Regions from separate parts of the Homo sapiens genome. Here region 2 is linked to region 1. Evidence: chromatin contacts called from ENCODE POLR2A ChIA-PET data. All regions are on one chromosome and are shown on one strand. The core of a region is the stretch at or near the end of the contact, and the rest is flanking DNA. Distances in the headings are between cores, read along the strand shown.

Region 1 (2,700 bases), core at 67-2,566:
TATAGAGGAGTGAACTGAAGCCCCAGAGGTTAAACTCCCAGCTAGCAAATGGGGGAGCCAGGGTCTGCCTCCCAAGCCTGGGTGATAGGGCTCTGTCAGAACTCTCCAAAAGAGAAGGGGCATAAATCACAGGTCTATCCAGGGAGCGGAGGGAGAGGGGGAGTGCCCCACACAGTCACAGCAGCAGGGCAGGAGGAGGATGGGGGCTGGGGGCAGCGGAGGACAGATGGGAGCTCCTGTTAGGAGCCACGTTTCCTCGGCTGGGAACCCCTACTGCTGAGTCTCTGCAACAGCGATGCCAGGTCTGTCTCAAGGGCGGCAAACTGTGCCTCTCCCTCCTCCTGCAAGGAGAGTCGGGTTGTTCATAATGATAGGTACTCTATGCCAGGCTTCCTGCCAAGTTAAGAACCACTTTTTAAAAATCTTCACAACATTCCTAGGAAGTAAGTATTATTCCCCGCATTTGATAGCTGGGGAGGTGCGGAGTTGGGGACTTTAGGAACATCCTCAAGGTCACAGAGCTCCAGGGTGTCCATGCTCACGTTTCAATCCAGGCTTCTGACTTTAGGGCCAGCAGAACTCTTTAACATCATGTTCCACCAGGCAGAGGTTGGGGGGTCAGGCGACCACATGGGCCGTTCATCTTTGCAGGAACTGACAGCGTTAGCCCCGACACAGAGGGCATGGGCCCCGCGGCTCCACCGGGAAGGGGGCTCGCCCGCCGGCCCGGGCACCCCCTGGTGGGGCCTCCCGCTCTCGGGCTCGGGCAGAACCCGCTGCTCAGGGGCCCGCGGTCAGGTCAAGGAATCCTCCTGTGGGCCTCGGCATTCCTCGAGGGGAGGGCGACTCCCGTCGGGCGGGCCTGCGCTCGGGGTGGGTCCGGGCTCCGCGGCCGGGATGGGTGAGCTGGGGAGGGAGGCGCCCAGGCTCGGGCAGGCGTCAGGCGCCGCGGCGCGTGGGGCTGTGCACGCGGTCACCATTTTCCTCCTGCTGGTCTGTGTGTCCCTCCGGCGGGAGCCGAGGCCGGCTAGGCCGCAGCAGCCCCGCGCCCAGGGAGAGAGGAGGAGGGGAAGAGGCCGAGGGCGCCCTGCTCCTGGGTCGCCGAAGCCCCGGAGGCTTTGTGTATTCGGAACCGGATTCACCACCTCCCCCGCCACCCCCGCCTCCCATTCCCGCTTTCTTTTTCCCTGACCGAAGTCCCAGTAGAGTATCCAGCAATTAGCACGCGAGGAGGGGGTGGAAGGCGGCGGCGGCGGCAGGGGTGGGGGCGGCGAGACCCCGGCTCTGGGCTCGGCCCCGCGCTCCGCCTGCGCTGCCTTCGTGCGCCACCTACCGGCTGCTCGGGGCTGCTGCGGCGGCCGCCAGAGCTGTTCCTAGGCGGATCTTGATCTCCGTGGACAATAGACAATGGGATTTTTTTTTTGGAACAATGATTTATTTTTGGGGGTGGGGATAAGGAGGAAGGAGGGAGGGAGGGAGGAAGCAGTAGTGTGTTTGTCATCGCTTTAGAAAAAAAATCTCTGTTCTATCATTGTTTCTGCATATCCATTATATTGAGGACAAAAGAATCCCGTTCTGGAACAACAAAGCCAAGGGAAATGTTTTCTGTGGCTGACATTTAATTGTGTGCACAAGGTGCTACATTATCATGGGGAGAGATTGTAGAAAAGAATAGGGCAAGCCTCGGTTCAAAAGCCTGACTTTTCTGCTTTAAGATGTGAGCTTACATGTGCCCCATTTTAGATTGTCTCATATATCTCCACTCATGTTATACACGACGCACAATTCTCCGTTTCCTTATAGTTTTCCAACCCACCGCAAGCATTCCTTGCGGATTATTTTTGCACCACTTCCAAGGTCTATTCCTTTTACAGTTAACAGGGATCATCATGTTTTGCTTCACAACCTCTCTACATGTTTCTTTTTTAGAAGCTGTTAGGGACCTTGGAGAACACGTAGTCCAACCCTCTCATTTTACAGATGAAAGAGGTAGAATGCCTAGTCCAAAGTCACACAAATAATTAGAGAGGGAGGCAGGACCAGACCTCTTGTTTCCTAATCCCTGGTCCCTACGACCTGCTATTTGATGTCCTAATGCCCAGCACTCCTGGACTTGCTCATTCCATGGCCTCCTTTCTGGCAGGAGAAACCCCCTCACAGCGAGTTGTGTTCCACAAAGATGGGTGCTAATTCAGGCCGAGGGGACAGAAGTACAAGCTTCCTGGCTTGGTAATCCCTTTTACCCCCCTTTCTGCCCCACCACCTCTGTAGCGTGAAGAAGGGGAACAGTGTGGGTGTCATCTTAATTTATTCATTTCATTATTTTGCTGTGATAAGTTAATATGTAAAACCTATTGCAGTTGTCCCCAACTCTCCAGAAAACATTCTCCCCTGGGATGCAGGGACTGAGCGCCACCTCTGATACTGGGCTAAACCAGAAGCATAACAAGAAATGTGTTCCATCTTTGGAAATTGTACTCAGTGGTCTCTTGGCAAAGGTGGTTTGCCCTTGGGAACTTAAATGATATGGATTTCTTTCTAAGGCTCATGAAAAATCCTTGGGAAGAGGCAGATAGCTGATCATGCTGTAGAACAGAGACATTTTTCTTATGCCACCTTCCAAAACACTACAACAGACGGCGCTCCCCTTTAAACTATTACTGTGTCACACTGAGACAGAAGAATTTTCAAGTTTTAAAT
Region 2 (2,700 bases), core at 167-2,666, 120 kb before region 1:
ATAAACACATTAAGGAAAGGAAAGGTTGAAAGGATGTTCCCACACTCAAGGAACTTGTACAACCAAGTCAAGCGAGGCAAGTCAAGAAGAAAACAGAACCCCAATCATTTCTCCAGATGCTCTGAATCACCTCCAGGGCACAGGCATAGATGTTCCCCAACCCTGAATGCTACAGCAAGTGCATATCTACTTACAGCAGATTTGTAAACAGATCTATTCTCCACTTAAAAACATTTTTTCAAGACCAGTGATTAAAAATGTAAAAACTAAAGCCTGAAAAAATATCAGTTCCCCTTGCAGAGCCCAGTGTTAAAATATAAACTCCGATGAGTGATTAGAAAAACACCACAGAAATAAATATACATATACATACATGTGTATTTTTTTCCAGTAGATTTTGGCCTTTTAATGACATTTGTTCATGAGAAAAAGAAATTCGCTTGTCCCAGCACCATAACCCCACCAACCTTCATGGGTGTTCTGCAAAAAAAGGTCCCACAGAGACCAAGAATATGGTGACATTTGGTGCTCTTCGATCAGAGTGTGAATATCACCCGTTTTCTCCTTTTAGCTCTTGCAATAAAAATATTCTCAGGCACGAATCACAATGGCACGGGCTACAGCCCCTCCTCATGGAGTGTGATTCTCTCTGAGCCTCGCCTTCTGCTGCGTTTGAAGGAACCTCTCCCAGGACCGAGTAGCCCTGCTGGATCATCCTTTGCACTTTGGAATCAAAAGAAAAGAAACCAGAATGGGTGTCCATAACTACAGAGGTGTTGAAGTCATAAAGGGCTCAGGAGGATGGTGCAACTCTGGCCACAGTGGAGCACACTCACAGGGCAGCCAAGGAGACCCCTCTGGAGGAAAGTGGAGTTAATTAGACTTTTTATGCACATACACATGCTGGCTTCACACATTTAAAAAATAGACCCATGCTCAGCAAAAGGCCTATTTTAACACTGTCTTGTAAAAACCACATAGACGAATACTCTATCTCCTTTCTAGCAGCAACCCTGGCTCTAGACACTTGCTGATTTTAGCTATTTAAGCCTTAAGAATAAAGATGTCATGTGCAAAGTGCTCTGAAAGCATTAAAAACAAAACAACTTTCACTCCTACAAGAAGTACTGAGCACCAATGAATTAACGCATTTAATAATTAATTGGCATCCTTGGAGGAAACTGTCCCTCTGTAATGTAGCCACTGGGCTGCTGTGAAAAAAGATTCCAATTTATATTTGTTGAACAAATGATTTGATTAGTGACCAAAGTAAGGAGGAGTGAATGTTTTCCAAGCATGAGCTTTTCCACATGGCCTGGGTCAGCCACCGTACAGCAAGGCTGGCATGGGGCCAAGAGCCCTCTTGCCAATGAGACTAGACGTCTCTGAAGAGCCACCATACACCCAATGCCGAGAGAGTTCCCCAAACAAAAGCCAGCCACGGAGTTCAACAACTGGCTTGCCATGGCACCATATGCTCCACAATATTGTCCTGCTGCAACAGTGGGGCCTGTCTTCAGTGTCCCCATGTGCTGCACAGCTGTCAGCCCAGGAGCTGTTTTATCATTATTTTCACTGTTTTATTACTTTTCTGGGAATTCAAATCAGTGTAACCACGCTTGATGCGCCGGTGAAAAATGCTATCTCCCTCCCCCTTCTCCTTCAACCTAATGAATTGCCTTTTTTCATAACAAAGAGTAATGAGCACCAAACCACATAATATTTATTCAAGGAACAAAAGACTTAAGAATGGGGTGGCAGGAAGAGGAGCAACTCCTGGGTGTGGACAGAAGAAAAGCTGGACGTTATAACAGAGCCCCTCACACTGATCTCTGGTGACAGTGGGTTCAATTTATAGGGAAATCCAAACCTTTTGGCTCTCCCCACTCATTCCTGGGAGGGGCTTCCTTCAAGCAATTCCCTAGTTCATGTGTAGAGACCCTGCTGCTGAGAGGTGGCAGGAGCCAAATGTAATTCATCCCATAGCCTTGACTGTGAAGTGTCTGCACATTTTATTTTTCAGTGAAATTCCCCTAAAAAGCCTCCTCTTGCCTCTCTCATAAGCAATAAGCCCAGTATATCCCAAAATGTTCTAGATACATCCCTTCCCCTCCTCCCCCACCGCATATTATCATGACCTCCATTGTGGATGAGGGCATAATTTAACCCAGGGAGAAAGGGCCACAGAAATAATGGCGATACTGGAGCCGTGTTTATCTCAGATGACATGAATCTTAACCCTCCCCACTTTGTGCCATAATCAACCGCTTATACTTTGTCAAGTTTTCTTATTAGTCCAGAAAATACAAAATAATGTACGATATTAGGAGTAATTTAACCGAACCCATGGTTAATCTCCCTCTTTATAGACATGGGCAGTGTTTAATCATTCCCTTTGCAAAGGATCCCCAAATTGGGAGAGGCTGGATGGATGACTAAGTCAAGTTGGTGCAAAATGAGTCACGTTTCTTGAAGGTCACTTCCCCAAATGTATGAGCCACCAAAGGGAAAGGAAAACTATTTCTTAAGGTAAGCTAGCTATTAAACAAAGATTCCTCAAAAAATGATAAACAATGATGCTAAGAAAGAGGTTAAAGTTAAAGGGCTATGTGAACAACCTTAGGAAATTTAGCACCAGTGGCTGGGTTGCTTTTTCTTCCTCCCATTTCATTATTCAGTATTTTGAATTTCTCCATTTAA

Evidence for each region. ChIA-PET counts read pairs that join two places held with the same protein, here RNA polymerase II (POLR2A).
Region 2: POLR2A ChIA-PET joins it to region 1 with 16 read pairs in Panc1. The contact joins two enhancer-like sites. POLR2A ChIA-PET finds 5 or more read pairs at or near these places in 6 of 52 experiments (MCF 10A, OCI-LY7, Panc1 and 2 more).

The regions. Positions count from the first base shown.
Region 1 is chr4:140,252,020-140,254,719 of GRCh38, forward strand. No RefSeq gene overlaps it. Among named protein-coding and RNA genes, the nearest start is that of MAML3, 99 kb to the left of the region's middle. Within about 2 kb of position 1,317, at least 28 of the 41 ENCODE cell types and tissues checked have a DNase peak (open chromatin) inside an H3K27ac peak, as active enhancers do.
Region 2 is chr4:140,134,260-140,136,959 of GRCh38, forward strand. The region is part of intron 1 of MAML3 (mastermind like transcriptional coactivator 3); the gene reads right to left. MAML3-AS1 (MAML3 antisense RNA 1) reads left to right here. Exons shown (of 5, transcript NR_147610.1): 3 at 1-863; 4 at 2,370-2,529. Among named protein-coding and RNA genes, the nearest start is that of MAML3-AS1, 7.6 kb to the left of the region's middle. Within about 2 kb of position 1,417, at least 10 of the 41 ENCODE cell types and tissues checked have a DNase peak (open chromatin) inside an H3K27ac peak, as active enhancers do.